2 separate regions of the Mus musculus genome follow, and region 1 is linked to region 2. A link is a loop called in an ENCODE intact Hi-C map of the cell type or tissue named here. Cell type or tissue: heart. All regions are shown on one strand. Links, peaks and the distances in the headings refer to the core of each region. The heading gives the core; the rest is flanking DNA. Region 1 has its middle 52 kb from the start of Mboat1. Region 2 holds the start of Cdkal1 (CDK5 regulatory subunit associated protein 1-like 1).

The links. Hi-C counts contacts between places; a loop is a spot of excess contacts. Peaks named below come from ENCODE experiments on the same cell type or tissue, not always from the same donor. Only the 100,000 strongest peaks of a DNase experiment are listed, where the experiment ranks them.
Region 1: a loop joins it to region 2, with 12 times the contacts of the local background. A loop is called at or near these places in 38 of 42 quality-filtered maps.

What each region holds. Positions count from the first base shown.
Region 1 is chr13:30,075,723-30,092,373 of GRCm38, reverse strand. No RefSeq gene overlaps it. Among named protein-coding and RNA genes, the nearest start is that of Mboat1, 52 kb to the left of the region's middle. In heart, for the core only: a CTCF peak has its summit at 7,171 (motif pointing right); a DNase peak (open chromatin) is centred at 7,173; H3K4me3 peaks cover 1,344 bases; H3K27ac peaks cover 2,537 bases.
Region 2 is chr13:29,848,699-29,865,349 of GRCm38, reverse strand. Cdkal1 (CDK5 regulatory subunit associated protein 1-like 1) reads left to right here and starts at 9,677. Exons shown (of 16, transcript NM_144536.3): 1 at 9,677-9,787; 2 at 10,409-10,452; 3 at 15,242-15,411. The coding sequence starts at 15,242. In heart, for the core only: a CTCF peak has its summit at 7,767 (motif pointing left); DNase peaks (open chromatin) are centred at 9,729 and 9,929; H3K4me3 peaks cover 1,986 bases; H3K27ac peaks cover 874 bases.

The sequences.
Region 1 (16,651 bases), core at 3,734-11,733, 230 kb before region 2:
CTCTCCCTCTCCCCTTCCCCCCCTCTTCCCCCTCCCCCTCCCCTCCCCCTTCCCCTTCCCCCCTTCTCTCCCCCTCCCCCTCCCTCCTCCCCTTCTCTCCCCCCCTCTCCCTCACACACACACACACACACACACACACACATATATATTCATACATGTTTACAGTGTACACACAATGATTTGAGAAAATAAATAAAACCAACAACTTATTCCTTGAATGTATCAAGAAATCTTAAGCTAAACTGACCAAAAAAAGGGTGAGGAATTAAGTAAATAGAATTAGACATTGAAAAAGAGAGCTACTACCATCTTCATAGCAATGAAAAGAATCATAATATATGAAAAAATCATGCAACTTAGATGAAAAAATTAGATTCCTAGGAAATAAACTGCCAGTGCTGACTCATGAAGAAATAGACAATTTGAGTAGACATGTAACATACAAGAAGACTCTGAATTTGTTATATCAAAAGCCTTTATAAAAAAAAATCACAAGTCCAGTTGACTTCAAAGTTGAAAATGTTGATTAACGAATGGTTATGTGCTTTATAAAGCTCCCCACCGCTCCAAAAATGAAGGAGCTCCTTCCCAAATTCATTCTGAGTTTAGTATTAATCTAATACCACCACGATGTCAAACAATATCATCATGGGGAGGGGAAACACATCAAAAAACTCAGAGACATGTCCTGAACATAGGTGCAAAAGTCCTCAACAAAATACAAGCAAATGAAATATGAAAAAAATGGTATGAAGTATTGTGCCTGCGGAGGTTGGAACAGACAATGTCTCCGAAGGATCACGTATCTAGATACCTGAGCCACAGATGGTGATGTTATCTGGGGAGGCTATGGGACCCTCAGGAGGTAGGGCCTTGTTGGAGGAAGTGCGTAGGTGAGAAGTGGGCTCTAGTCACCACGCATTCCCTGCTGAGATGAGGGTGGATTGTTCTGTCTTCATGATGAGCTGAATTGAACCTTCACATTCTTAAGTTATGTCTGCCAGGTGTTTTGTTTCAGCAAGAGCAGAAACTGGTAATGAATGCAGCAGCCAAATGGACCTGTCCTCAGGAATGCAAAGTAGGATCAACACCAAGTAATTAAAGTATCAGCAGATCAAACATAAAACCCACAAGACCATGTCAACAGATGCTGAGAAGGTGCAAGGCCAAATGAAAAATGATTTCATGATTGAAAATCCTCCATCATCTAGAAATGGGGATGAGCCAGATTAAAAACATACTGAAAAATTCGTCTTAATGAGGGCGGCTGAGTGCTTTCCTCCTAAGACAAGGAAGGGGTGGGTATCAGTCTTCACGACTTCTATTCAACAGAAAATTGTTGCAGGAGTTATGCAAGGAAAGAAAAGAAAAGTAAAGAAAAGAAGAGAGGAGGGGAGGGGAGGGGAGGGGAGGGGAGGGGAGGGGAGGGGAGAGGAGAGGAGAGGAGAGGAGAGGAGAGGAGAGGAGAGGAGAGGAGAGGAGAGGAGAGAAGAGAAGAGAAGAGAAGAGAAGAGAAGAGAAGAGAAGAGAAGAGAAGAGAAGAGAAGAGAAGAGAAGAGAAGAGAAGAGAAGAGAAGAGAGAAGAACAAGAAAAAAAGTGATTGATCCAATCTAATCTCCCCAGAATCAGCAGCATGTGTCCCTAGCTACCCATTCCAGTGTTCTCCGTTCTCGAATGAAACACACACACACACACACACACACACACACAAAGAGAGAGAGAGAGAGAGAGAGAGAGAGAGAGAGAGAGTCTTATATTTAATATGGCTAGGCACTTCCAAACCTCCACGTTGCTAATGTCTCCCCTCTGATACTCCTGAGTTATTAACTAAAATCTATATTCCATCTTTGATACCCTAGATCCAACCAGGGGGGCACCCTGGTCACTCTTCCCTGGCTCTTACATGATCGGCACTCTGTCTTCTGCAGCTCTCACGCCTGTATCTACTTCTTTTCCTGACATGGTGAGTCCCGCCTCTGTCCCAACCATTAGCCGCCAGCAACTTTATTTACTAGTTAGACTCAACTCAGGGCAGGGACCCTCAGCATCTTACATGCAGGATTCTCATGCAATTTTGGGAACCAAATTAACATAATACAAGCATAAGCCAATTCCAAAACAGTGATTCCCATTGGGAAGAAGCAAAAACTTACCTTTTCATGGGGGGCATGATCTTGCATACAGAAAACAATCACAATTTTTCTAAAAACACTGATAAATCAACTCAGCAAGTCACAAAATAAAAGCTCAATATATAAAATTCAGAGTGTTCCAATGCTATCACAATAAAAGGTTTAAAATGCTATTAGCAAAACTTTCATGTAAAATAACATCGACATTAATAAAACACGAAAACTTTTAATAAAAAGGAAATACAAGTAAGACATGATGGCACATGCTTGTAATCTCCGGCAGCTTGGAAAGCTGAAGTTTAAGCGCAGCCTGCTCTTCATAGTAAGTCCTAAGCTAGTGAGACCCTGCATCAAAGAAGAAAAAGATGAGGAGGAGGGGGGAAGGGGGAGGGGGAGGGGGGAAGGGGAAGGGGGAGGGGAAGGGGGAAGGGGAGGGGGAAGGGGGAGGGGAGGGGGAGGGGGAAAGGGGGAGGGGGAGGGGGGAGAGAGAGGAGAAAGAGTGGTAGAAGTAGCATCAACAGTAGCAATCCTGAACTCTGGTAATCATAGTATGTATCTGCCAATACATGATGCATAGTGAGTCCAAGACCAGCTGGGATACAAATAAATAAGACAAATATAGTAGACAACTGCACAGAAGCTGGCAGAGTTTGGTCAGAGCTACAGCAGCAACCTGGCTTGGCACTGCTAAAGCAAAAGGTTGTTGTTGTTTTGGGTTTTGTTGTTGTTGTTTTAACATTTACTTATTAGGGTTACTATTGCCCTGATGAAACACCTTGACCAAAGCAACTCGAAAAGAGTTTCTTCTACTTCCACATCATAGTCCATCATTGGAGGAAGACAGAATAGGAACTCAAGCAGGCCAGGAACCTGGAGACAGAAGCTGACACAGAGGCTATGGAAGAATGCTGCTTACTGGATTGCTCATCACGGCTTGCTCAGCCTTTTTGTTTGTTTGTTTTAGAACCCAGAACCCCCAGCACAGGGATGGTCCTACCCACTATGTGCTAGTCCCTTCCTCATCAATCACTAAGAAAAATCCTTAGAGCTGAATCGTCAGAAGGCATTTTCTCAATCTGGGTTCCCTCCGTTCCAATAAAGCTTGTGTCAAGTTGATACAAACTAGCACACTTTAGAGCCTGTTTGTGTGCCTTGGTAACCACCATGTGGAAGAGCAACTTTGTGTAGTCGTTTCTCTACTTTCCATTGTGTAGGCTTCTGGTATTGTACTCAAGTCAGAGGGCGTGGCAGCAAGTGCCTTTACCTGGGGGCCATCTTGCCAGCTCTCAGAGGCTAATTTTTATTGCAATAAAAATTGATTTCTTTTGGATCTTGTGAGTTAAATACATTTCAAAAGTAACTGTAAAAAGAATTAAGAGGGCAGGGCTTTCTGAATAATGAGTAAAGTGTTAGAAAAAGAAAGAGAAAGGACTCTCCGTTGATCCAATAGAACCCTGGGAGGGGGGAGGAGGTGCAACGTGGCATATTCAGAAAGCAAAAAAAAAAAAAAAAAAAAAAAAAAGGAGGACAAAAAGGGCAAATACATCAAAGAAGATTCAAACTAATTTAATCTCCCACTTTAAAGATAGAGATAGTTTGTTAAAATTGGGTATATATGGTTACACCTGAAATCCCAGGACTTTGGGATGCTGAGGTGGGCAGGTTGAGAGTTGGAGGTCAGTCTGGACATGGGGAACCCTTCCTCAAAACAAGTGACAAATGCATGAATAAATATTATTGTATTATATTACATTAAGAGCAAACCGTGTGAAGTATAACCTCCATCTATGTAATAAATAAAAATACAGACAGTATGCACAAAGAGAGCCATAAACTCTTAGCTCAAACCCTGGGCCCAAATGTGTTTAAGGCAGATTGATCCATTTAAAAGTTATCACAGGGCACCTGTAGAGCTGCACTGGGACTGAAGACAGCACACCGTGATCAAACAGAGTAGGACCACTACAAAAAGAACGTAAGAATTCACACTAAGTAAAATAATACATTACAAATAGTCCCTTGTGGGCACAGATGGGGTTTGCTGCCAGGAGAATTGCAAAAAAACCACCTTTTGTTTTCGGAACTTTGGTTTCCTGAATTGCAAATGGAGAATTACAAACCTGAATCAGGCCACTAATATTAGTCAGGGGCAGCAGAGGCTCCTAAGACCTTAGCAAACAAAACAGACTCTCAGGCAAACATTACTAGACACTGATAAATAATGGTGTTTGTAAGGACTTTAACTAACCTGGACAACATCACAATTCTACATCTATGTGCTCTTACTCAGATAGCTGCCAGCCACACAGACCCGTTGATAGTGGGATGGTACACAGAACAAACAAATTTCAATGTGTTCTATCTCATCTGCTTGGTGTTTCTGAGCGCTTCATCTTCCTAGGCACATTATGATGAGTGGACACTGAGTGGGTGATGAAGCAGAGCTGGGGGACTTTTCATTTGAGGTTTTAAAGGAGAGACTGTGGACCATGTTCTTTGATTACCTCCTCTGAGTTACCAGATTCGAACAAATGAAGAATGACATCTGTTTGCAATGAGAGGTGAAGCGAGGTGCCCAGAGTCAGACCACTGTCTTAGTCATGTTCTACTGCCATGAAGAGACACGGGGACCAAGGCAGCTCTTAAAAAAGAAAGCATTTAGTGGAGGGCTGGCTTACAGTTTCAGAGGTTTAGTCCATTATCATGGTGGGAAGCATGGCCCCACACAGGCAGAAAGGTGCTGGGGAGGTAACTGAGAGCTATAGCCTGATCTGCTGGCCAAGAGAGAGAGAGAGACTCTGGGCTTGGCATGGTCTTTTGATGTAGTACTTCCTACGATAAGGCCACACCTCCTAATTCTAGTGACCACCATTCAGATCTATGAGCCTATGGGGGCCATTTTTATTCGAATGATCACAACAGCTAAGTATGAGAGTTCAGACTCCAGTTCTGTTCAGATCCTAGAGATCCAAGACTCTTTCAGTATGTCATAAAGTATACCCAAGATAGACTTTCCGTGCACAGCCATAAATGGTCAGCTGTACACATCCCTTGCCATAAGGCTGTAGGTAGCATGGCAGAAGAGGGAAGAGAAACAGTGAAGTGCCAGCCTGGGGACTGGGGCAAGGTGAAACAGTATCTTCTGGAGGTGCCAGGATGCCCCCTGCGCTCATGAAATCACAGCATCTGTGGATGCTAAGATTGAGCCATTCAGTACCCTATCATGAAGAATGAAGGGGCTTCCAAGACCTCACACGTAGCTGAAGACTGTTTGACAGTTGATAGCTGCTTAGAAAGGAGAGAATTATTTTTAGAGGTGTTGTACTGGGTGGTTTTTAGGTCACTTGACACAATCTAGAGTCTTTAGAGAGGAAGGAGTCTCCCTTGAGGAAATGCCTCCATGAGATCAAACTGTAAAGCATTTTCTCGACTAGTGATCAATGGGAGAGGGCCCAGCCCATTATGGGTGTTGCCATCCCTAGATTGGTGGTCCTGAGTTCTGTAAGAAAGCAGGCTGAACAAGCCCTGGGAAGCAAGCCAGTAATAAGCAGCACCCCTCTATGGTTTCTGCATCAGCTCCTGCCTCCAGGTTCCTATCCTGCTTGAGTTCCTGCACTGACATCCTCCAGTGGTGACCAGCAATGTAGATGTACAAGCTAAGGAAACCCTTTCTTCCCCAGCTTGCTTTTTGGCCATGGCAACAACATCGCAGCAACAGAAACCCTAACAAAGACAAGTGTGATCTATAGTACGACAACAGTGCTTCAGTGGATGGTCTCACACCCGCTCACATATGGGCAGCACAAATAGTAATCAGTGGGCTAGAAAAGAGGGGATACGAAATTAGGTAGGAGTGGGTCTGGGGGGTCCAGGTGGAGGAAGGGAGGTGGATGTTATTGATTGAATGTTATATACATGTATGAACTTTTCAATAATAAAAACATTATATAGTATATATTATATATGTATATATTGTATGTGTTTATATTATATATGTATATACATGCATATATATTATATATATATGTGTGTGTGTATATAGAGACATTGTCCCTTGCTTAAGTAAAATTTAAGTGACACCCATTAAATAAGCTCAGCTGTAGCTAGGACCATAGGTTTACATTTCCAAGAGACATTATACACAGTGTCTGTGCATGAGAGACCCTGTAGAAGAGTTGATACAAATGCCGTTCCTCTGTCAGCTTTATACTTTCTCTTTAACATCAAGGCAGCGCTTCTCAACCTTCCTGATTCTGTGACCCTTTAACACAGTTCCTCATGGTGTGGTGATTCCCAAACATAAAATTATTTTTGTTGCTACTCCATAACTGTAACTATGCTACTGTTGTGAATCATAATGTAAATAGCTGACATACAGGATATCTGATGTTCGACCTCTCCTAAGGTTTAGAACCTTAAAACTTAAAGCAACTGCTAAGTGAGAGAATTTACAATCTCAAGCCTGTTATTTCTCAGGCGTAACTATGTATCTATCATCCTTTGGCATTTTGTCCATTTGTTTATTATGTAGCCCTGGTTAGGCCCGAACTTGAGATCCTCCAAGTGCTGAGATTAGACACCAGCCTGTGCTACCACTCTCCACCTCCAGGTTTCTGTTTGGTTTTACCTTGTATTTTTAAGGAAAGAAAAACAAACAAACAAACAAACAAAACAAACAAAAACTATCGCAGCCATTTGGTGGAGTGAAGTTAAAAGCGTGGATGAGAAGAAATCCCTTTAGCCTTCTTGATTTTCTTCTATTCACATTTTCTTACAACCCTCTGTAAAGCAGGAAGAGGAAAATAATTACGACTAAAATTGGCCACAGTAACAGCAGTTGCCACAAAAATAAACAGTCAAAAATACAATATAGAAACAACAGCAATATATTTGTCCTTGTGTTTACAGAACATTACAGACTCCCCGAGAAGAAGAGGGGAGCAAGGAAATCTTCACCAGGGAGATCCCAGAATATTCTAGACCACGCGGGGCTGGGCTCTCTCACAAAGAACCTTGGAGCTAGGCGTGCATCCTCACGATCCACCACAAGAGGGCGGTCATCAAAAGCGAGTGAAAGGTCACCCTGCCCTCCGCAGACACCGGAAGAGTAAGTCCCGCCTAAGGGGGTTGAGACTATTTTTATAATCAGAAGCTGCTGACAGAGTTAGGAAAACATGATCCAAATTAAGATTTTCTTCCAACCATTTTGGGGTTGTTAATCCCATCTCAACAATTAATTCCTAGAGATTTATTAGCAGTAATAATAAATTGTCCCATCTGCAGGGCAAAACAGAAACCAAATTAATTACTTACATGAAGAGATGTTAGTAATTTGCTAACATTAGGTAGATTTTATTTTAGGTACATTTTACCCAAAATATGGGATAAGGGAAATTCAGCCTGCATTCACCTTTTTTAAAGATGTGAATTTAAACGGAATCTAATTACTGAGAAATGAAAAACTTGAGTATAATTCTCACTTGTATTACTCTATAAAAGCCCTTTCCTCGCCTCTATGTTTTTCTGTGTCTTGCCAGGTTTTTCATGGAGAATGTACTCCTTAAAATGGCTTCCTCTGACACAGTTAGCTAAGGATTTAGACCTGCCGATCCAAAACCATCTGGCTTCCAAGTGCCAGCCAGTCCCCAGTAGCTTGCTCATTCTTGCTTTCTGGGATCCATATTTCTGAGTTGAGAAGTATTTTCGTGTCTGGACCATGGTACCACTTTTTTACTAGTTTTATAGGCAACCTTGGTTCCTCCTAACCTGTCTGTGGTCCTGTTTCCTTCTTTCTGAAATGGCAAACAAGAATTGTCTTACTTCATCAAGGGACGGTAACTATTTGACGTTGCTTGGTGTGTCAGGGTCCGGGATCTGCTCTGTGAATGCTAATCAGAGCCATTATTAGTGAGTTTTCAAATATCTGCTGAGCACCTACTATCTGTCCATGCACAAAATAACCAATGGTTCCTAACATGGTGGGCTTGCATTCTAGCGAGGAGGTGACAGTAAACAGCAGGCATTCCAGGCAGTCAAGAATGCTTTGAAGCAAGAAGATAAGCACTATGGGAAAGAACGTAGAGCAGGATATGGAGGCTTGCGGGGACTGATAATGGTTAGGCTTGCGAGGACTGATAATGGGTTTCGGGTTTTTTTGGTTTGTTTTTTTAGGGTACTTGGGTAGACCTCATTTAGAAGGAATGGCTTACATACAGAAGTTGGGGGCGTGGGTGTACCACACAGCTCTGTTGGAAAGAACACCCCAACCCTTTCTAGTGTTTTAAGATTTATAGATTTACCCACTTCCCTCCACCGTCCCCACTGTCATGACATAGACACAGATTAAGGCCTGGGCCCAAGACTAAAACTGTGAACTGCCCAGCTTTCTGAGTAACAAATGTCTGAAAATTCTGCGCAACCTGAGGAGCTCTTGTCTTCAGTCAACCACAATTTGTCCTACAGTGTGTGCTTAATCTGCCAGGCAGGATCCAGATCCTACAACCCTCCATCTCTGTTGTCAGCATCATTGCTCAGAGGCCAGTCTCTTCATCTCCTTCTTCATACGCCCCAGCTATATAATCTAAAAAACACAAAACCTTTGGAAGATGTAGAATCATTACTCATGTCCATAGACAACTCAAGATTGTCTTAAACTTCTTTTAATGATTTCCAAAATGCTTAACACAATTAATGATACACATATACACTTAATCCCTGTTGAATTGATGGGAAACCACGTTTGAAGGAAAATAGTGAAACTTGTAATGTCAGTTTCTCCCATCTGAAGGCCCTTGTTGATATTTTATAAACTATACAATATAATTTATGTGCAATGAGTTTGCTCTTTGCTGTATGCACATCTCTGAATATATGTATGTATGTATATATATATATATATATATATATATATACATACATATATATGTGTGTGTGTTTGTGATATATATATGTGACTACTGTCCTGATCAGGACATAGAACAGTATGTGACTAAACGTGTTTCCATGTCCCTTGGCAGCCATGGGACCTCCTTGGACCCCCAGGAACCACTGATTTGCTTTCTGTCCCTGGAGCATTCTCTTTTTTCTCTAGAGGGAATAATCTGGTGCAGAAGTCTGGCTTTTTTCACTTAGCATAATACAAATGAGGATGAGAAGTTTGTCCTTGTTGTGCATATGAGTAGTTCGTTCCTTTTGCCAAGTGGCATGCTAAGATGCATGGATAGATTGCAGAGTTTATCCTTTCAACAGCCAGATGACATTTGGAATTTGGGCTGTTTCCAATTTGGGGCAATTATGAATAAAGCTGCTATAATCCTTCATGTCCAGGTTTTTGTATGAACATATGCTTCCATTTTCCTTGGCTAAACACGAAGAAGTGCAGTTATTGGATCATGTGGTATGCTGAGCATTTGAAGAAAATACCACACACTGTTTTCCAGACAGAGTGAGACCCTTACCACCAGCAACCCCACCAGCTCTAGCCTTGGCTCCACTGGCACGTGACAATGTCACTTTATTTGATGACTTTATTAGTTTTTCACGATTCTAAAAAGTTTGCATCATGGTTTTCATTTTCATCTGTCCAGCAATACTGTGCTGCAAGGAACAAAGCCAGGGCTTCTCAAATGCTAGACAAGCCATTGAACTATAACCCCATCATGGCATGGTGGCACTTGTCTTCAATCCCAGCACTCAGGAAACAGGCACAGGCAGATCTCCAAGTTCATGGCCAACCTGATCTATGTAGTAAGCTACAACCCCAACCCCTGAGCATCTTCTTTGGTGAATATTTGTTCCAATCTCTTGCTACTTTTAAATGGATTACTTTGTTTTATTACATCTGAATATATATTCAAATAATATATAGATACAAGTAATTTATCAAATATATGTCTGCTATAAATATTTTTCAAATTCTATGGCTTGCTCATTTTTAAAATACTCCACAGAAGAGAATCCACATTCGTGTATAATCTATGAGTTTAAACCTATGCCCTGATTCTAGCATGTGTATAAGATACCTATACAAACACAATACAGAAGTCAGGTGCAGTGGGTCACATCTGTAATCTTGACACTCAAGAGGTGGGTAGAGTGATTAGGAGTTCAAAATGAGCCCAGCTACACAGTAAGTCTGAGACCAGCTTTGGCTCTATTAGAGCCTGTCTCAGTCGTTCTCAACTTGTGGGTTGTGACCCCTTTGAGGGTCCAATGATCTTTTCAAGAACATTGGAAAACACAGATATTTACATTATGATTCACAACAGTAGCAAAACTACAATTATGTAGTAGAATTTGTGGTTGGGGGTCACCACAGCATGAGGGACTTTATTAAACGGTCACAGCATAAGGAAAGTTGAGAACCACTAGAGTATCTCAAAAGAGGAAGAGAAGGAAGGAGAGGAGAAGGAGAAGAGGGAGAAGAAGAAGAAGAAAAGGGGGGGGGAGGAGGAGGAGGAGGAGGAGGAGGAGGAGGGGGTAAGAACCTCCATGGACTAGAAATTCTAATAAGGGCTAATGAATTCTGTCATGATTCCCTTTATTTAGCCTGTCTCCTCACCCCATCTTCTGTCAACCTTTTCTTTTACCCTATAGTTTTCTATAACACACACACACACACACATACACACCCCACTCTCTAAATAAATCAGTAAATAGACTGCTGAGATAGCTCAACCAGGAAAGTGGTGGCTAGGGTGTATGGGTCTGGGGATCATGGCAAGGGACACGATTTAGCCTGCCGTTGTAATAAAGACAATTTTAGACCATGACCAAGGCATATAAAATTTGGTCCCATGTTTGTATTAGAACTGTAGTTGGGATTTGGGGACGTGAATGAGATAGGGTGCATGACTTACAAGGAACCATCATGAGCAAAGGCCCTGGGGCACTGTGAGGATTCAGAGAGGGGAATCGTTCACGGGCTGGACTGTTAAGGCCTATACGGCATTCTGTACTAGTGAGGTTGCAGGCTGGCAAGATCATTTAAAAAGAACCAAATAACAGGGAGCCTTGAACACTGGAGGGCTGGTGCTGACCGAAAGACAGCACTGTTTCTTGAACAGGAAGTGGCATCTCGGAAGCCATGTTGTAGGAGGATCCGCTCCCTTGGGATGGGTGCCATTTTTCTACGAAAGAAACTTTACAGCCCTCAGAACATTGATGCTTCTACTGTTAAGTCTCAAACCCTGGGACAAAAGGCTGAAATGCCTACTTAACATATCAAAGCGAACCTGGCTGCCTGCTTCTCTCAGCATCTCTCAGCCCCTACTAGTTAAGTTCCTCCTGGTTTGCTTACACTGAGCTCTGCCCTAAACTTCTCCAGCCCAGGGGCTGGCTGCCCTTTCCCCAGCAGCTCGTCCCTACACAATTCAGCCATTTTGGTTACCCGCCCCTTTTGTACCTTGGCCTTATTAGCGTCTCTGTCTGATTCTCCTCTCTCCCCTCCCCCCTTCTCCTCACATGGCTCAGGGTGATGTCCGCTCTGGCGTTTCGCAGATGTCTCTGGCTATGCTCTCCCCTCTACCTACATAAACCTTTCCTCCACACGCCCTGAAGCAGTCATGTTCTTTCCTTTTATTCTTTTTCTTTCTTTCTTTCTTTTGCCTCACCTGTCTCCACTCCAGGCTTCCTGCCTGCTAGGCAAGCACTCTACCCACTGAATTCTACCCCAAGTCCCGGCTGATTTGTTTCACGAGTATCTGTGGTTTAATTGTTTGCTATTATTGACTTAACCTTGATCATTTAAATACTTTAAAGTGCTGCCGCTTTCTTCTTTAAAACATTTCCATAAGCAGGTTAATAAGGAAAATAATAGGATCTGCACTTCCGTGTGTATTCGCACAAGCTGCTTACAGCTCGTTTGCATCCTGCCTGTGTCTTCACCATCCATCACAAATGAGACATAAACACAGACCGAGATCCCTTGACATGAAAACACCTTGTCCGCAGCTTTAGTTTATGAATGTGCCAGAAAGTAATAAACTTCGGTTCTTCAAAAAAAAATTCTCTGGTTTAGATTGTGTTCCCACTGTTAGCTGAGGTTACTGAAGTGTTTCCGTGAATGTCTCATGAATCTCCTTGCCCTTACTTCAAGAGACCACGAGAGGATTGAGCAATTTTCTCCTTAAAAGCAGGATAAAAAGATGAGGCCAACTGGTAAGAAATAAGGGAGGGCTTCAAGTCTATAAAATATACCGCATTTATACTGCAATCTCATCTACGCTGAGATCTACTGCACACCAAAGGATCTTGATCTATACACACTTCCTAGGAGAAGATGTCAGCCCGTATAACAGGGCCACGGTCATTATCTGTGACTGGCTTCATGCAGCATCGTCTAAGCCCACTGGAACTGTGGGAGATGTTAGATAAGTTACAGGGCATCTTTAGAACTTTTATATTTGGGGGGGGGGAATCATACCACATTAATATTGGAACATATATGGCCATAAATTGGATCGAGACATAAAAAGATTGCTGCTGGAAATAATGCAGGCAGAACTCTAAATCCATAAAAATTAAAACATCATCTTGCCTCTCAGTATGTGGAAGGAAAATCAATGGGTCACCATTGCTAGCTTTGGAAGAGTTAGGAAAGCGAAATATATGATGTTATCTTTGTCAGGCTGATCAGAACTCACAGGCTCTGCTGTTGAACCAGACACTTTCCAGCCTGCTGAGGGACCAACTTTTTCTCCCCCAGCTACATCCTACAGCTCTCAAGGGATGCATTCTCCAGGGGGCTCTCAGGGTAAACGTGTTGTTTTTGTTTTGTTTTGTTTTGTTTTTCTTTTCCTTTTCCTTTTTTGTATTCTACAATCTATTATATACATATGAAAATATGTGTTTTATGGGGGTTTGTCCTTAAAGGAACTTTGGTTTGCAGGGAATAAATGAACACCTGATGTCTTTCCCATCACGCCATTGACAATAGCTGGAAGCTCTCCCGCGCATCCCTGATTTTTAAACATTAAATGTTTTAGACTCATTCCAGGCCATTTCCTTCTTCTGGTCCTTGACTCTTTCTTGAAATGACCCCTTTTAGTTCAGCCAAATGTAAACAGAACCGAACATTCACTCTGCTCTCTCAAGAGCTGTGTTTAGACTACAATTTGCTCTGGACCAGTGCTTTTCAAAAGGAGGCTTGGTTCCCTCGGGAATCCTTAAAGGTGAAAGATACCAGGAACAGGAAGCCGGGATTTAAAAACACATATTTGTTCATCATGACTTATGGTGGAAGGGGAAAAAATAGCTCTTCAATGCAAGCAAAATGGGCTATTGTTATGTAATTCAAAAATGCAAAAGTATCCTATCACTCACTAAGCTAACCATCCTATTTCAAAGTGGACTTTATTGTTTGATTACATTTATAAGAAGTGTCAGGAAAAAAATATAAAATAGATATTAGATTGGTGACTGCCTGGAGCTAGGAGATGGCAGAGGAAGGAAATGGATTAATAGATGTGAGCTTTCTTTGGGAGGTCATAAAAACGATGGCTTAAACAATAATGTGGGGTTAGCATGGCAGCTCAGTGGGTGAAGGTGCTTGCCCGTCAAGCTTGGTAACCTGAGTTCTAACCTTGGACCTGACCTAGCAGAAGGAGAAGACTCTAAGTTGTCCTTTGACCTCCACATGTGCATTGTGGCAATACACATATACATAAAAATAAAAAATAGAGAAAATAAAGTAAGATAGCATAAAGAGTTGTGTTAGGTGCACAGCTCTGTGGATGAATGGAATGAGCACCGGTTTATATTTTTGAAAGGAGTGAGCTCTCTGATATAGGTATTGTCTCCAGTAAAACAGCATTTGGAAAACAGAGTTGGGGAGATGGATCAGCTGTCAAAGTGTAGGTTTACAGATAAAACACCAAGAAAATAGATTCCCCTAATTATAACCCATGGGACAATAACAAGCAATGTAGTGTAGTAGAAACTGAGCAAGGGAAGGTCAGTGAAGAAAACTCAGTTGGACAAATGAGGATGAGAAAATGCAAAACAGGATCTGACCACGTAAACCCACAATTCTGGGAAAAATGATCATTTCAGATGATGGAGGAATCTCACACATGCTTGGTGGGAAGGTTGACAAGACAGTTTTGGATCATGCTTGGGCAGCACCTCAGAGCTGCAAACACATAGCTCAGTGTTGGATCTCTGGCACCGGAAAAAACCAACAATGAATAGCAAGCAACAACAGCAGCAGCAGCAACAGCAACAACAGAAACAGCAGCAGCAACAACAACAACAGGAACAACAGCAACAGCAGTAACAGAAGCAATAGAAACAACAGAAAAAGCAGCAACAGCAGTAACAGAAGCAAAAGGAACAACAGCAACAGTAGCAAGAACAAGAGTGACAACAGAAGCAACAGCAACAACAACAATAGCAACAACAGCAGCAGCAACAACAACAGCAGCAGCAACAGCAACTGGAGCAGCAGCTAGCCAGGCACAAGATTAAATTAAATAAACAAAACAAAGTTGAAAATAAGGATTTCTTACAACCCAGCAGTCCTATTTCTGGGTGTGAACATACATTAATGTGAACATTATTTGTAATAGAGAAAAAATGGAAACAACCCAAATATCTGACAATAAAGGGGGAAAGAATTAAACTAGAGTATTAATATGGAATGTTATATAGCACCCAGGTAAATAGGTTAGGCTCATTAAAAGCAATCCATCCCTATGAAACACATATCACAGGATTTTTAAAAGATTTATTATTTTTTAATTGTGTGTGTGTGTGTGTGTGTGTGTGTGTGTGTGTGTGTGTGTGTTTATGCACTTGAGTGTGGCACTCTCAGAGGCTAGAGGCATCCGATTGTATGTCCTGGAACTGGAGTTAAAGGTGGTTGTAAGGCTCCTGATGTGGGTGCTGGGAACCCAACTTAAGAACTTGCACCCTCTGAAGAGAAATATGAATTGTTTTGTTTTGTTTTGAAGACAGGGTTTTTCTATGCAGCCCTGGCTGTCCTGGAACTCCCCCTGTAGACTAGGCTAGTCTTGAACTCACAGAGATCCGCCTGCCTCCGGCTCCCTAACACATGACACTGCCACCACCCAGCAGGAATATGCTTTCTTAACTCCTGAGCCATCTCTGCAGCTCACTAAAGAAGGTACTTCTGAAAGGGAGCTAAAATATCTGCCCGATTTGGGTCATAGCATGACTGTGACTATTCACATCAATGCAGAAGGGAAAGTGACAGATAAGAGGATCATACTGTGATTTAACCACATGAGACCTACTGCTAACACTAAAGTTGGAGAGAGTCCTTCCCTCCATGGATTTTATACTGTCTATCATAGATGTGGCCTGATGGTACGTTCCTTGAATCCTAGCACTCTGGAGGCAGAGGCAGGCAGATATCTGCAAGCTTAAGGTAAATCTGGTCTATGTAGTAAGTTCCAGGCCAAACAGGCTCACAATGACACCCTGCCTCCAAAAATATATCTCGGTTCCACCATGGAATATAAGTACTGGGATCAGCACATTTTTCTCCTCTACAAGACTGGTTCTCGGTTCTACAGAGAATCATTTAGTTCTCCACAGATGTCTGGCTTCATTTGGAGATTTGCTTTAAGAGCAAGAGTTAGAAACAAGGGTACTCCAAATAGTCTGCTTGACTGGATTTGTGTTTGAAGATGTTAAATTTAGATGGTCAGCTGTGGCATGCCTTCCTTTGCTGAGTTGTCACTCAGGGGGTCTCTGTGATGATGGACTAGCCTGCATTTGTACCATTGAGGATGGTGACAGGAACTGCATCCTGCAGGGCACCTGACTTACGACCAGGGAGTTTGATAAACAGAATGTACATTGTAATTGATTTTAACTGACTTTTACTATTTGTGTGTGGGTGAATGTATGTGTACATACATACATGTGTGTGCATGCATATGGAGGCCAATGGTCCGTGTCGTGTGTCTTCCTCAATCACACTCAAAACTATTTTTTCAGACGGCCTGGAGCTCATAGTTCTTTTAGAAGGACTGATCAGTGGGCACCAAGGGATCTTCCTGTTTTCACCTCCCCAACACTGGGGTTCCAGCTGGTTTACACCCAGCTTTGTACTTGAGTGCAGAGGATGGGACTCAGGTCTTCATGCTTGAGTAGCAAGCATTTTGCCTACTGAGGAACCTCCCCAGCCCTTGTGTATTTCTTTGAGACAGAGTCCCATGTCTCCCAGGCTGACCTCCAATCTACTACGTAGCTAAGGATAACTTGATCTGCTGGTCTACCCGATTTCATTTTCTGAGTGTTAGAATTATATGCATCACCATGCCTGCTTTATGCGGTGATGGGTAATAAAGCCAGAGCTTTGTTCATGACTGAGCCATATCCCTGGTCCCCTAATTTTAAGTGGTAACATGCAGTTAGAAGAAAAGTTGTCACCCAGCATGGCTCTGGCAGGATCTGGAAGTCACAGCCCTCTACTCTATCTAGACCTAGCTACCCACACCACACATTTAGGTGATTGGTCTGCCCTCTGAAAAGTATTTTTTTTTACCTTGAC
Region 2 (16,651 bases), core at 4,598-12,597:
CTTTTTTTTAAAAGAATTATTTATTTACTTTATGTATATGATGTAGCTGTCACCAGAAGAGGGCATTAGATTCCATTACAGATGGTTGTGAGCCACTATGTGGTTACTGGGAATTGAACTCAGGACCTCTGGAAGAGAAGCTGGTGCTCTTAACTGCTAAGCCATCTCTCCAGCCCTGTAACTCTAGTTTTAAAGGATCTTTATGCCATCTTCTGGCTTACTCAGGCACCAGGGACACATATGGCGTCCATACGTACAAGCAGGCAGACATTCATACACATAAAATACAATCTTTAAATGGATAACTAAAATTTACTGGTAGTTACGTGTGATATATGTAAATATATGCCTCGGAACTAGATGTCTTGAAATAGTTGGGCCATTGAGATGCTCAACTGTTTAAGGCCCCTTTGGCTATGCCGGAACACTTGAATTTGATCCTGGGACACACATGGTGGAAGGAGAGTACTGACTCCTTAAAGCTGTCCCTGTGGCATGTGCATGCACACAAAAGAAAGAAGCTAAAATCTAACAAAATTGTCTTTTTAAAAAATAGACTCTGGAACGATTCACTGAGTGCCTTTTATTAAACATTTTCTCCCCTTCTCACTAACATTTGAGAAGTTATGGAGGGAAATATGAGAACACGATTTTCTTACAAAAGACCTTTTGTTCTCCCTTTATTTTGTCCTCTTTGCCTTTTCTTTTGATCTCCGCTCTTGTTGAGTGGACAGCCTGGGAGAGAGCTTTGCAGATATTTGGAATAAGTAAATAAGCTGAAATGGAATACTTCCGCAGCCGGTTCTGTAGGTTAGGGAGTGCGTTCTCATGAAGCCAGCTGCTGCAGGTCCTGCTCAGTTCTCTGAGAAAGACTTCCTCACCAGCAAGTCCCTCTCCTGCCTTTGCTTTTTCACCGCTTACCCTAGACTCCCTTGGTGGGATTGCAAGTCTGAGTTTCACCTATAGATTTAGCACTTAAAAAGTGTGTGTGTGTGTGTGTGTGTGTTGTCTGTTCTCCCATCAAACAAAAGCTATAAATGCCCTGTGGTCAAAAAAGAAGGGAGCTTAAAGAAGTTTATTTTCTTTTCCCTCATCTTCTTGGCAGTGACTAACCAACCACATTTGGAACTTGCCAGAGAAATAAGTTTCCAGTAGAATATTAGAGTTGACCATTGATAGTCAAGCTAACTAATACCTTACTAGAAATCTTTCTTTAATTTAAAAATTTTTTGGTTGTTGTTTTAAAAACAACATTTTTAAACTTAGATTTTAAAATGTCACAAATAAAATGTTTTACTTGTTTGTTTTGTTCAATTTTGTTTGAGATAGAGCCGGGCATGGTGGCGCATGCCTTTAATCCCAGCACTTGGGAGGCAGAGGCAGGCAGATTTCTGAGTTCGAAGCCAGCCTGGTCTACAGAGTGAGTTCCAGGACAGCCAGGACTACACAGAGAAACCACCCTGTCTCGAAAACCAAAAAAAAAAAAAAAAAAAAAAAAAAAAAAAGAAGAGGAGGAGGAAGAGGAAGAGGAAGAAAGAGACAGGGTTTCTTGTAGCTCAGGCTAGCCTTAAAGTTCTATGTAGCTGAGGATGACCTTAAACTCCTGACCCTCCTACCTCCCGGGTGCTGGGATTATAGGCTTTTGCATCATGCCCTCCCTGCCTTTTGACAGCATCAGTGTGTGATGTCTAGAGCCTCCTGTATCCCTGGGCAAGCCCTCTACTAATTACCAACTGAATCTTCGGACGGTTTTAAACATTTAAAATATGTCTTAGCTGTTTGTTTGTTTGTTTGTTTGTTTGTTTGTTTGTTTGTTTTTGGGAAAGGGTCACAGTATTTAGACTTGGTTGGTCTGGAACTCTCTTTGTTCTTGATTCAGAGATCCACTCACCTTTGCCCCCCAAGTTCTGGGACTAAAGGCATGTGCCTATAACTTTAAAGTTTTCATACCTCATTTTTAATGATAGCTCTTAAATGCCTTAACCTCCTTGTTTGCCCACCACCCACAAGAGATAGTGGGAAAGAAAGGATACAGGAAAAGTGGACCTGTTTAGAAAGGTTCTTTGGAGCAACTGCTGTCTGTGTTGTCTGGAAATCATCAGTTCAGTTCATAGGTTAGCAGCGGCAGCTCGATCCACTTGCAAACACTTCAGGGATACACCAGCAGTCCAGTTTGGTAGAATTGGGTTAGTTACAGCAGTGACACGGCCTAGCAGAGACAGCCAGGCCTCAGCCTCAGCAGGAGGAACCAACAAGAACACCAGGAGTTCTCAGCTGTGCCTCTCTCAGGGAAGTGAATACTCCAGACTCACAAGCATTGCACAGCTAGCTGTACCAGCAAGCCAAGCTCTGTCTCCATCATTCAGTGAAGTCTTTTTTTTTTTTTGTTTTGCTTTGGTTTGGTTTTTCGAGACAGGGTTTCTCTGTATAGCCCTGGCTGTCCTGGAACTCACTTTGTAGACCAGGCTGGCCTCGAACTCAGAAATCTGCCTGCCTCTACCCCCAAGTGCTGGGATTAAAGGCGTGTGCCACTACCGCCCGGCCAGTGGAGTCTTATTTATATCCTCCAAACACCATGTGTCCTCCACATACCTTCCCTCAGCACTGGCCATGCCTCAGCACGTGCTTCCAATCTTCCCAAGCCCTTGGAAGCAGCAACAAACTGCAGCACACCCCAAACTTTTTTTTTTTTTTTTGGTATGTTTCTCTCTATGGAGTCCTGACATATGCAGCTTAACTACGCAACATAAGGCAAACCAATATGTTGTTAGCAAAGAACCCTTCATCATGTGTCCATTCACATGCTTGCTTTAGCAGAACATCCTCTCTCCTGTGTCTGCTTCATGAAAATGCTACTTCAGGAGTCTTCCTTAGCCTTTCACACCTGTGTCCCCTTTCCTTTCCTTTCCTTTCCTTTCCTTTCCTTTCCTTTCCTTTCCTTTCCTTTCCTTTCCTTTCCTTTCCTTTCCTTTCCTTTCCTTTTTTAAAAAAAGATTTATTTATTTATTATGTAAGTACATTTTAGCTGTCTTCAGACACTCCAGAAGAGGGTGTCAGATCTTATTTTGGATGGTTGTGAGCCACCATGTGGTTGCTGGGATTTGAACTCAGGACCTTCAGAAGAACAATCAGTGCTCTTAACCGCTGAGCCATCTCTCCAGCCCCCTGTGACCACTTTCATGAAATGTTCCTTCACATGTTTGCCCAAGCAAAACACCATTCCACCGACTTTTCAAAGAGTCCTTAGGTTTCTACTTCATTTGCTACCTGATATTTTTATTTATTTTTAAATAACTTTTGTGTATTTTAAAAATTTTATACCTCAAGAAATATTATTCTAACAATCTCCCTTCCTTCTGCCACTGCCGTCTTCCCATTTCTAGGAGTTTTAGCATTTAAGCATGCTCTTGTTTTTCCTATCTTCAACACAATTCTTTATGAACATGATTCCTCCTTTGCCACAGTTTGATCTCTCTGCTCCTGGCTGATGTCCTGTCTCTAGTTCCTTACCCTTTGATATAGTCCATTCAAGGTTTACGCCCATCATTCCTCCAGAAACTGCCCATCTAGACTGTTCACGCTGACGTCTCATGCTCAGCATCCATTCCCTGCATCTTCAGCATCGGTTAATGCTGCCTGCCGTCCCCACTTCTGGGTTTTCCCTTGCCTTCCAGGACCCCACATTCTTGCTTTCCTTCCTTCCCATCAGTTGTTATTTCTCAGTCTTCTTTTCTGTCTCTTTCTCTTCTCCCCCACCTTAGTTGGGGAGGAGCATGCTTCAGGCTCATTCCACGGGCACTTTCATACAAGTCCTGGCTTAAGATTCTACCTGCATGGCAATGATCCCCAACTTCCTAGCTTCCTCTTGCATTTCTCAAAGCTTTAGAATCATAAGTCCAATTGCCAGGCCAAGAATCCACATGGATATCTAACAGACACTCCAAGTTTGCCTCGAGTATACTGTAGCTTCTGGAGCAATGATAACCAGAAGCAATAGCATACTGAAGCTCATATCATTATTTATTTTCTGAAAGATTTATTTATTTACTTATTTTTTAGTTATGTGTGTGAGCATGTATGTATTTTTGTGCATACGCGGATGCAGGAGCCCAAGAGAACCAGAAAAGAGGACATCAGATCCTCTGGAACTGGCATTGTAGGCCGTTGTAACAGCCTCTATAGGAATTCTGGGAACATAATCTGGGTCTTTTGCAAGAGCAGTAAATGTTGCTGCTGAGCCACCTCCTATCACCCTTCCCTTCCCCTTCCTTCCTTCCTTCCTTCCTTCCTTCCTTCCTTCCTTCCTTCCTTCCTTCCTCCCTCCCTCCCTCCCTCCCTCCCTCCCTCCCTCCCTCCCTCCCTCCCTCCCTTCCTCCCTTCCTTCCTTCCTTCCCTTTCCATGTAGATTGTCATGTGGCCCAGGATGGATTCATACTTTCTTTGTAGCAGAGTCTGGCCTTAAATTCCTGATCCTTTTGTCTTCACCTCCCACATTCTAGAACTATAAATGTATATCACAACATTTGGCTTCCTATCTTGGTCTCTAAATAGCACTTTAAACTAATAGGAACTATAGCTCTGTGGACAATAGACCGATTGCAGGGCTGGGGTAGAGAGATATACAACGAGCTTTGGCACATATTGCACTAACAGAAAAATTATGTATAATTGAAATGTAGACGTGTCCAAAGAACTCTGAAGGCAACCCAAAGCCGTGGCCAGATTTGGGATAATTTGAGCAACAAAATAATACTAACAATGGCTTAGAAGCTATAATATAAAATGAGCACAATCATCCATGCCAATATAAATAATTGAATAGAAAAACGAGAAGGGAAAGCCCATTCAATAATCTAAGTAGAAGGCATGATAGAAATGGAAAGTCCCCATTTGGCAAATGCCACAGTAATAATTGTTCCCTGCAGGGTCATTTAGAGATGCCACAAGTAGAGGCAGCAACATGCTCTGGAACAGGATTCTATTGTAACCTCAGCATGTCTTCCCTCAAGTCACTCATTGATAACAAAGGGTGGAAGAGTTGTTTCACAGTGGTGAGACCAAGTGTTCAAAGTACATCACTGTTAATGAGATCTGTCACATGCCTCTGTTGAGATAGGCCAAGGGGAGCAGACAGCATTTCTTCTGTGGTATTCTTGCCCCAAATCCTTACCTCAAAGGAAGCTGTGCCAGGCACGGTAGCATACACCTTTAAATCCGAGTGCTTGGAAGCAGAAGCCTATGGATCTGTTTGAGATTCAGGAAAGCCAAGGTTACATAGCAAGATCCTGCATCTAAGCAAAGCAAAGCAAAACAAACCACAGGAAACTAAAAGCATGAATGTAGGTGTGAGCGCATCAGAGGACTGTAATTGAATGACATTTTACAAACAACTGTACCATTCTTCTTCTAAAGCATCAAGATTAGAGAAGATAAAAAAACAAAAGACTCTCCCAGGATCAGTGCATTATACCCACGATCGTTTCCTGGCTGTGAGCACTGTACTTCCGACGTATGAGGGGTTATTATCTGGGGATGAAGATTATACATGTATCAGTTACAATATTTGGGAAAATTTTCAGAAGTGTGAAATGAGCTGGGTTTGGTGGTGAGTGTCTTTAACCTGTGGGCACTGGGAGGCAGACGCAGGCCAATCTCGGTGAGTTCAAGGCCAGCCTGGTCAACTTGGCAAGTTGTAGGACAGTCAGGACTATAGAGAGACCCTGTTTCAAAAAGAAAATAAAGAAGTTTGAAATAGGTCCCGGATAAAAAAATTGAGAAAATTAAATATAAAAATATTGGGAGAGAGAAGTAGTATTGAGAGTGTGTGGTAGGGAGTGGGGGAGGGTGTGTGGTAGGGAGTGGGGGAGGGTGTGTGGGAGGGAGTGGGGGAGGGTGTGTGGTAGGGAGTGGGGGAGGGTGTGTGGAGGGAGTGGGGGAGGGTGTGTGGGAGGGAGTGGGGGAGAGTGTGGAGGGAGTGGGGGAGGGTGTGTGGGAGGGAGTGGGGGAGGGAATGGGGAGGGAATGGGAGAGGGAATGGGGGAGGGTGTGTGGAGGGAGTGGGGGATTGGATTTTTTCAAAACACAAAATATTCATGTACGAATGAAATTCTCAAACAATAATTAAAAATTATATAAGTATGTGTGTGTGTGTGTGTGTGTGTGTGTGTGTGTGTGTGTGTATGCACGTGTGTTCATTCATGGCTGCTTGTCATACCTGTGTGGAGGTCATAGGTTAAAATACATCTAGATGTATCTCAAGTCATACAATTTAAGGAGACCAAGGATTTTCTATTATCCTCAATTTGAATGTCTTTAATATTTGGTAGGAAGGTGATTAGCTTTATGAGATTTCTTAAATGTATACCTCTGAGCACTTAGTATAAAATAACTCACCAATTGTGTTGGGGGTATGGGGAAGATGATTCTTCATCTTTCCTTTTTCCTCCCATATTTGCTCTACCTGCAGTCTCCCCTCCCCCTCATTTCTGCTCATGGAAATTTCACTCTTCTTCCTGAACGGCTTTGAACTCACAGTATAGACCAAGCTTGCCTTGAACTCACAAGATCCACCTACCTTTGCCTCTGGATTGCTGGGACTAAGGATTTAGCACTAGCAAGGCAGAGGCAGTGAGAGTTATATCTCTGTGAGTATGATGCCAGCCTGGTCTACATAGCAAATTATAGGCCACCCAGGGCTACACAGCACTCTATCAAATGAAAGAGAAGAAAGACAGAAAGAAAACAATAATATTCTCTTTCTCTCTCTCTCTCTCTCTCTCTCTCTCTCTCTCTCTCTCTCTCTCTCTCTCTCTCTCCCTCTCTCTCTCTCTGTTTTTCATTCATTCTTTATTTAGATCTTACTATGTAGCCTTGGCTGGACTGAATAAGGAGGTAGAGACATTGCTGCGTTTCATTCCCCCGAGCATTTAGAATAGTCCTTAGTATACCGAGTACATGTAGTAAAGATTACATAACTCAATTCATGTGAATAACAGATCTGTCATTACTATCAGTGTTTACAGCAGTGGGTGTTCAACCTGCGGCCTTAGGCATGTGAGAGTCCTAACACTAAGCTGTGTTCCTCACAAAACCAAATTTATTCTGTATTGTCATGTCCTTCTAAGGACAGAGAAAACATCATGTCTCCTGCTGATACTTATAAACCATGAGAGTATTATACAATAAATGTGAGTTATTATTTTAAATCATTGGGAGAATATCTAACAATAAGAATTTTAATATGTTGAGGTTCAGGCCTTGAGAAGTGAAGGCAGGAGGATCAGAACTTCTTAGCTACTCCTTCCCTCCCTCCCTCCCTCCTTCCCTCCTTCCCTCCTTCCCTCCTTCCCTCCTTCCCTCCTTCCCTCCTTCCCTCCTTCCCTCCTTCCCTCCTTCCCTCCTTCCCTCCTTCCCTCCTTCCCTCCTTCCCTCCTTCCCTCCTTCCCTCCTTCCCTCCCTCCCTCCCTCCCTCCCTCCCTCCCTGTCTGTCTTTCTGTCTGTCTGTCTTTCTGTCTGACTGTCTTTTTTTGTGGAGCTAGCATCAGATTCTTGCTTATGACAAAAGCCGAGGATTCTGGGCCTAGGTAAGTTACCTGCTCTACGGCAAGGGAATGTGGTGTTCTCATTGCTCTAGCAAGGGTTCCAGGTTTCAGGAGTCTGAAAAGAGAAATTTACTTACACACTTAGAGCAACGCCATTTATGTGACCTGCTAGAGCAAGCGAATAGCTGGTGCCAGAAGTTCAATACTCTGACCTCTAGTGGCTACTTTATAAGATGCCCTTCAGCATTCCTCCACAGACTGGAGGTGATTTCATGTCCCTGTCTAGCAGCATTTAAGAGCTTCAGCTCCTCCCTCTTACCCTATATTTTGAGGCACTCATTCACTAGAGGCAGCCTTTCTTTTGATGTTGCTACAGCATTCCTCCTGTTTTCTCTTTGTTCACACTATCACTCTTTCTTGTTGGGTTCATCCACTCTTGGGGGGAAAAAATCTTCCTTAAAAATTACTGTTGTGCTGGGCGGTGGTGGTACACACCTTTAATCCCAGCACTTGGGAGGAAGAGGCAGGTGGATTTCTGAGTTCGAGGCCAGCCTGGTCTACAAAGTGAGTTCCAGGACAGTCAGGGCTATACAGAGAAACCCTGTCTTGAAAAAAACCAAAAAACCAAACAACAACAACAGCAACAACAAAAAATTACTGTCATATAGTTTTCAGCCAGGGGAGCCTTATTCTGTCAAGTAATTTCTTATACAGGATCAATCTTCACAGTCCCTGTATCCAACATCGATTCTTATGTGCACCCCTTGTTTTGAAATTAGAGCTGGGTTTTGGTCACAGGCTGTGGAAAGTCAATGTAAATCACAGCACATTTAATGCCCAATCCCTACAGTTCACATCTACGTTTGTCCCATTCGCCTAAGAAATAGACTTATCTGTCTTAAGACTGTCGCTATTATGTCCATGCAATCTCTGCACAAACAATTCATATGCACTTTTTAAAGAGCGAATTAAACTCACACACATTGTGTCTCATGAAAAGTTATTGATTGGTTTAAATTCAATAGTACAACCGATAATTGCTAAAGTTATAAACTAAATCTGTTTTTAATTTTTTGTAATTTCTGGATTTATTATTCCTTTGTCCATTGGTTTTATTATTGCTAACATTTTCCCATTCAGTTTTCACTATGGAGACAAAAGCAAGAAAACAAACAACAACAACAAACCTAGGGTCAGGAGATGCAGCTTAGTGGTACAGTGCTTGCTTAGCATGCAGAAGTCCCTGGGTCCCAATACACAGACTGCTAAACCACTCATCCTTCAACAAAAATCTTCATCCCTTTGAAAACATAAAGATTTTGTTCCATATTTTTCACATCATTCCTTTCTTTTTGCTTTTTAAATATAAAGTTATGCATTACTGACAAAGAAAGTATAAAGGTTTCTTCTTATGTATTCTTATGGAATTATTAAATGAAACCTGACTACCTCGGCTGAATTGTCTCTGCAGAAGCAGAAATATAAGCCTACTGCAGTGGGCCACAACCGTAATCCCAGCAGTAGGAGGTAGATGTGGGCACGAGTTTGGTGTTAATTGACTTCTGTTATTCGATAGAACAACTATTATTTTAGTTATTCTTCTCTATAGAAGAGAAGGAAATTAGTTGGGCATGGTGGAGCATGCTTTTAATCCTAGAGATCTGGAGGTAAAGGCAGGTCGATCTGTGAGTTCGAGGCCAGTTCATTCCATATAATGAGTGACTGTGCAATTAAGGTTTTATAGAGAGATGCTGTCTCAAAAGAGATAGAGATGATAGATAGATAGATAGATAGATAGATAGATAGATAGAGGAGGGAACTGATAAAATGTAATGAATGTAATGAAAATGATTTACTCCGGAGGTAATTATTCTGGTAAGTATTTAAAGTCTCCAGTCCCTTTTTGTGAATAATGAGTAGTAATAATAAATGGCAAGATGTTTATGTTAATCTCTTAACTGTGCAGGACAAGTTATAAGGTTATAACTTAGCAGAAGTTAGTTGATAAGCTAACATAATGAGGTAGGAGTGTATTTTCACCTTTGTTTGTAGAAGAATGTGGTAATAATTATAGATAAAAACAAACGCAAACTTGAAACAACGATCTGTTTTGACCTCTCCGGTCTACCGTCGCGGAGCATGCGCAAATCAGCCCGGCGGGACACAAGTGTCATGGCGCTCTCCATCTGAAGTCTGTGCAGTTTCCTGGCAGGGGCTTGTGGTTTTTTTCCTCTCAGTTCGGACAGGTGAAGTTCTGGATCTGTGTATACTGGGGCAAATGGATCAGTGCTCAGCGACCGTGGGCCGAGCTGCATTTTGGGCGGAGCTTCGTTTCCGCAGGTTTTCTCCTTTGGGCCGATCGCCCGCTTGTTCTCGCAGTTTGGAAAAGACTTGGCGGCTGGCGTGGAGAGTCGGACTCTGGAGCGCTGCCTGGAGAGAGGCCGGCGTGGCGGCAGACACTGCTGGCTGGCGACGTCAGGGACTTCCATTCTGCTCTAGCCTCATTTCCCCTCTCGCTTTACCCGTGAATGTACTTGTGCTACGCGATCAGGGCTTCAGGAGATGAGTGTTTTGCACTGAAGTTGGGCATAGGGGCAGAGGTCGCTTGTGTTTTTGCGCCCCCTTCCCCTCTTTTCTTTGCTCCCTTGCTTAGAAAACTTTCCTGTGTCATAAGGGATCACTTGTTTCTTACTTGGTGATTTTCATTGTGCTCAGGTGTTACAGTGCAGGGTAGCAGTTTAAAAAGTGGCTAGATGCATCCTTTTTTTTTTTTTTTTTTTTTTTTTAAGGAAGTTGTAAAGAGGTCATACACTGGTTTTATGAACTTATAGGGTACTCGCATTTTCTAATTAATTTTAATTTTTCAGATTCATCTTTCAAGAGGACTTGAGACCAATTTCAGAAAATCAAGGTATTGGTTTATTTTAGTTTCTAATATTTGAGTAATTAGTTCTGCATTAGAATATGAAGAAAGATGTCTTAAGTTTTTAGTAATTAGCCAGTATCATTTTGTGAAAACTAGATTTCCCTATAACTTCATCGGAGAGACATTTTTGTATCTCTTCCTTAGTTTTTCATTTTCATTAAGAAGCGAGACATGCTCTCTTTCCCATTTGTGGCACATCTGTTTTCTTGTTTGGCTGTTGCTTAGTCCCTGTTATATCCTACTTCTCTACCTGGCTGTTAAATATGACTTTCTTTCTTTTTTTAAAATATGTATTTATAATTTTATGTGCACTGGGATTTTGCCTGCATGTATGTCTTTGTGAGGTTATCAGATCCTGGAATTACAGACAGGTAAGAGCTGCCATGTGGTTGCTGGGAATTGAACCCTGGTCCTCTGGAAGAGCAATCAGTGCTCTTAACTCTGAGCCATTTCTGCAGCCCAAATATGGCATTCCTGAAGGCTTGTTTCTGTACCTCTTCTAGCTGGGTTGTCTTGTTTCTCTCTCCCTCTCTCTCTCTCTTTTTTTTAAAATTTATTTTTATTTTTTAAATTTGTTGAGATGTTGTCTTAATGTTTATCCCTTGTTAGCCTGGAACTCACTATATAGACCAAACTTGCAAGTGCTGGGATTGAGTGTGTGCACCACCATGCCAGGCCAGATTCTTGTTTCCTTTCTGTGCGATGTGATTCACTGCTGTTAAACATGGCTACTTGTCTTTGTAATTCTCATTGTCTTCGGGAGTGTGAAACGGTATATCTTTGTGGGTTTGAATGGCCTTTCCCTCATGGCTGACTTTACTGACAGCTCTCTGTGCTTATCAGATACTTATATATCTTGTTTGGAAGTATGTCTGTTGGGATCCCTTTCCCGTATTTTAATTTGGGGTTGTTTGTATTTTTGGGTTCTTTATTTACTCTGATGAGAGGCCCTTATTGTATTCTATGAGTTACTACTGTTTCCTCCCACTGCATGCTCTCTCATGGTCTTCATATTGTCTTTGAAGCATGAGAATTGTTTTGTTTTGTTTTTTTCTCTTTTTTGAGAACAGTTTTCACATAGCCCAGGTTAGCTTCAAATTTGATTTGTATCTGAGACCAGCCTTTGAGTCCTGGTCCTCCTGCCTTAAATTCCCACGTGCTGGCATTGCAAGCACAAGCCACTGCATCTGGCTGAAACACTAATTTTGATGAAGTCTAACCTGTTTTTCCTTTTGTGCTCTTGTTGTCCTTAACTAAGAAGCCAGTGTCTAATTGGGAAACTTGATACTTGTGATAGCTGTAAGACTCTTCTAGTAGTAGGTCCGTAAGCTTAGGTCTGTAGCCCCTGTGAGTTTACTTTTGAGTATGATGCGAGATGGGGCCCCAGCTGCGTTTCCTTGCGTGTGGCTATCCAGTTGTTTTCGTGTCATTTGTTGAGAAGACTGTTCTGTTTTACATTGTTTTTATACACACTACAGTCACTTGATTCAGTAACGTCTATTTGGCATGCCCTCTAAGTCAGTCTTTATGAAATAATAACTCTAGAATAGTAGATATCAAAGTTATTGGAGGGTCTGTTGAACCTGATATTTGTATCTGTGAGGAGATTTCTAGAGAGGTTTAGCTGATGAAGGAATTTGTGGCCTGGATGCAGGCTGTGCTTTAAGACTGAGTTAGAAAGTGTGTAAATGGAGGGAGCCCGCTGAGCACGAGCACTCCTCCCTGCCTCCTGACTATTGGTGCAGTGTGATGAGCCACCTAATGCCATTCAGACCTTCTTTGCCTGGTTGGACTGTAGCTTTCTAAATTATTAGCCAAAATCACCAATTCTAAGAATAGCCTTGCTGGTGGCTATGAATGATGTAAAAGAGTCCTGGCTCCAATAACTCCAATCACTTCCAGAATGAATATCTCTGCCTAAGGACTATAGGAGACTATGCATCTCAAACGGAGTGGAGACACCTGAATAGCTGGCAGCTCATGACAATGCAGGGTGAAAAGAACCTTGTTGGGACCTCATGCTTGAGCTAGGCAGTAGTAAGCTTACTCTAAGACAGTGGTCAGTTCACACAGTAACAGATTGGAAGACAAGCATAAGGCAGTAAAGAAAGAAGTGATCTCTCTGTGTGGGATGGCCTCCATCTGTGTTGGGCCCTTTTGTCAGTCCCACCTCCTTTCTTTGGTAAGAAAATAATTTTTAGAAAACTCCTAAGGTCAGCGGATGTTCAGTTTCTTTCCTGCACTTCTTCACACTCCAAGCCTGTGCATTTAGATCTGAAAGAGGAAGAATTTCCTGAATGTGTTCAAACTGTTATTTTTTTTTTTTCACTGACAGATATTGCATGTAAATGGAACCTATGTGGGAAAGGCCAATCTTAATGGCTGAGCTGGTAAACCCTTGTTTCTAGGAGGCGAATGCCCAATCCAAAAGATGTTAGACTCCAGAGGGAGGGTAGTGGCTCCGGTGAGTGAGCCGAGTACGGTTGCACCTCAGGTGCTCAATGCAGTCATTATGTCTGCATCTCTTGCTAGGCTTCATTCCTTAGGTAGGTGGCTTCTTTGGCCTGTCACAGATTTCACCAAGTTGGCCTATTACCCCAACTTCATGCACTGGAGTGGAAAGAGAAGCTGTCTTTACTGTCAGTTGTTGTAAAGGTCTTTTCTGGCTGGATCGTCTTGTTGTGACTGACTCTGAGCAAATCACTGTCTAGGAAAAGGAAGGAAGGAGCGACTGACTGGGATGTGCTCATTACCATAACAGTTTTTAGGATGGGTGCTTGGCTCACTTTTTTTTTTCTTTTACTGATGATAGATATATAAGTGGCTGAGATTTAAATAGAGGTTTGAATTATGATGCACACGCTGTTAAAGATTTAAAGCAAACATTGCAAATTCCAGGCACAAAAATAGGCCTGGTAGGAAGCCACTCTGTTATTTGGATGATGTGAGCAGAAAGATGGGAATCCTATAGAAGAACAAAAAGGGAGCTTATCAGACAGGCTTGAAGACACATGACTATATAGCAGTGGGTCGCAACCTTCCTAATGCTGCAACCCTTTAATACAGTTCCTCATGGTGTGGTGACCCATAACCTTAAAATTACTTTTAGTGCTACTTCATAAACTGTAAATTTGCTATTGTTATGAATTGTAATGTAAATAACTGTGGTTTTTGATGGTCTTAGGTGACCCCCGTGAAGTTATTTGCACCCCCCCAAAGGGGTCATGACCTACAGGTTGAGAACTGCTGATTTATAGTCTTCACACTGGTTCAGATAACCTAATGAGGAAAGTTAATAGGTAATAGATGCCATAGTATGCATGGGCCTAGACTCTTTCTTTACTGCCAGCTTCAACCCCAATTCATTACTTCTTTCTTTGAGGTTATTTTATTTTATATATATGAATATTTTGCATGCATGTACATATGTGCACCACATACATGCCTGGTACCTTTGAGGTTCAGAAAAGGGTATCAGATTCTCTGGAACTGGAATCATAGATGGTATTGAGTCACCATGTGGGTGCTGGGAACAGAACCCAGGTCCTCTGCTAGAGCCACAGGCTTTCTTATCTGCTAAACCATCTCTCTATCCCCTTCTCTAAGACTTTTATCATTATGGCATGTTGGATTTTGTCAAAGGCATCTATTGAGATGATCATGAGGTTTTTTTCATCTTTAAGTTCATTTATGTCATTTATTGGCTTAATATATGCTGAACTATCTCTACATCTCTGGGATACAGTTAATTTAATGTTTTTGATATAGACCTACCTGTGTTTGGTTTGTAAACATTTTATTCATGATTATAACATTAGTGTTTACCAGGGGTATTAGCTGGTAGTTTTCTTTTTCTTTCTTTCTTTTTTTTTTTTTTTAATGTGTGTGCCTTTATTTGGTTTTGATATTAGAGTAATACTTTGTAGTTGTTTACCAATACTAGTTTTGATTGGCATAGCTGTCCTATGTGTGTGTGTGTGTGTGTGTGTGTGTGTGTGTGTGCATGCATGACTCACCATATTATATGTATATGAGCGTTTTTGCCTGTATGTATTTATGTGCACCAAAAATGTGCCTGGTGCCCAAGGAGGTCAGAAGGTGCCAGATCCCTTGAACTGGACTTATGATGGTATTGAGCCTCTGTGTGGGTACTGGAACTGAACGATGGACTTCTATAAAATCAGCAAGTTCTCTTATCTGCTGAGCCATCTCTTGAGCCCCACCAATCACTCTTTTTTTTGTTTGTTTGTTTTTTTGTTTTTTTGTTTTGTTTTTCGAGACAGGGTTTCTCTGTATAGCCTTGGCTATCCTGGAGCTCACTTTGTAGACCAGGCTGGCCTCGAACTCAGAAATCCGCCTGCCTCTGCCTCCGGAGTGCTGGGATTAAAGGTGTGCGCCACCACCGCCCAGCCCCACCAATCACTCTTAAAGTCAGGTATACCAATTCCTTCTCACAGTACTGGAGGCCTTGGTGGTCACTGGCCTCAGCAGCAGTGGCTGATGGGAATTGCTGGCTTTCTGTTTCCTTTCTCTTGAAAAGACCCTGCCCTACTTTCTCTCCATAGTATTAGTTATGACATTTTCAGTTCAGTCATGGGTGTTCTATATATGCAGGACTTGCATGGTTGTTTCTTTGGTTTATCTATGTTTTCTGTGGACTTAGGTTTCACAGAGTTAAGAAGATTCAAGGTTGGTAAGAATTGTTGACCAATACCATGCTAAGTGGATTTTTATAAACCTCTGCTATTTGTAACTTTTTTCTGTCCTACAAAAGATGCCTTCTGCGTCTTGTGATGTACTGCTGGATGACATAGAAGATATCATATCACAGGAAGATTCAAAGCCACAGGACAGACAGTTCTCAAGAAAGCATGTGTTTCCTAAAGTACGAAGGCGGAATACCCAAAAATATTTGCAAGAAGAGCCCAGGCCACCAAGTGACAGGTAAGCATTCCTCAGAATTACATTCACTTCCGTCCCAGAAGAGGCTGGCACTGCTGGCCTACACTGTATGTGCAGTAACTCCAGGTATAGGATCTTTGTATTTCTAGTAGGAAACATAGAGCTTAAAAAAAAAAAAAAAAAAAAAAAAGGAATTGCTTCAAATCTGGCCAGTAATAGGTTAAAAACTCAGAAATTTCTAATTCTTCATACCAAGGGCATGGGGAATTAGGGGAACGGATATGATCAAATTACATTGAAGAGAATTTTCCAAGAATTAATTAAAAACAAAACAAAATACCAGTTTAAATGTTCTTTGAAGGAAGGTGATAGGACACTAGGAGTTGTTTTGATTTGACTATAGTTGGTATAAATCTGTTGTAATTGCAGATTAAAGCTTTGAATCCTCTGTGGCAGTGGGTGTTTTGGACGTGTGATTATTGTTAGCATATTAGTGAGTGCTTAGGGATCACACACAAGGCACTGGGCACAAAGACCATTGTCCTGTCTGCCCTTTTGTGGTGGGATTCTAGACAGTAAGAGTGTAGTAGGACACTGCAGAGGTGATTGCCTAGCTGTCCATAGCCTGTGACTGTTCACCTAGTAAATGGTGGGCAGCTCTCATGTTGGCTTTGTTTAGATGATTGAGCTTTTCAGGGCTCTGCATGGAGAAGGTGGTTTTTTATTTTTATTTATTTATTTTATTAGATATTTTCTTCATTTACATTTCAAATGCTATCCCCAAAGTCCCCTATACCCTCCTCCCGCCCTGGTAGAAGGTGTTTTAATTAGTGGAGTTTGTCACATTTATTTCAAGCATGTCTTTATTGTCATTTCTGTTTACTTTTAAGTTGTTAGGACAGTCTAAGAGGAGAGTCTTTTTGTCCTTCCGAGATAAATTCTCTAGAAACCTGTGACTGGAGTTACATGAATTATGGAGTTTTCAAGTTTGGTTATTTTTAATCTGTAAATTTTAAGTGGATAAAGATTGCAACTAGTATTTAAGAGTTTGTGAATGGACAGTTCATCAGCCTTTGTTTTTATTTATTTATTTATTTTTATTTATTTATTTTCTGAGACAGGGTTTCTCTGTGTAGCCCTGGCTGTCCTGGAACTCACTTTGTAGACCAGGCTGGCCTCGAACTCAGAAATCCGCCTGCCTCTGCCTCCCAAGTGCTGGGATTAAAGGCGTGCGCCACCACTGCCTGGCTGTTTTTATTCTTAATATGTTTTCTGTGTTGTA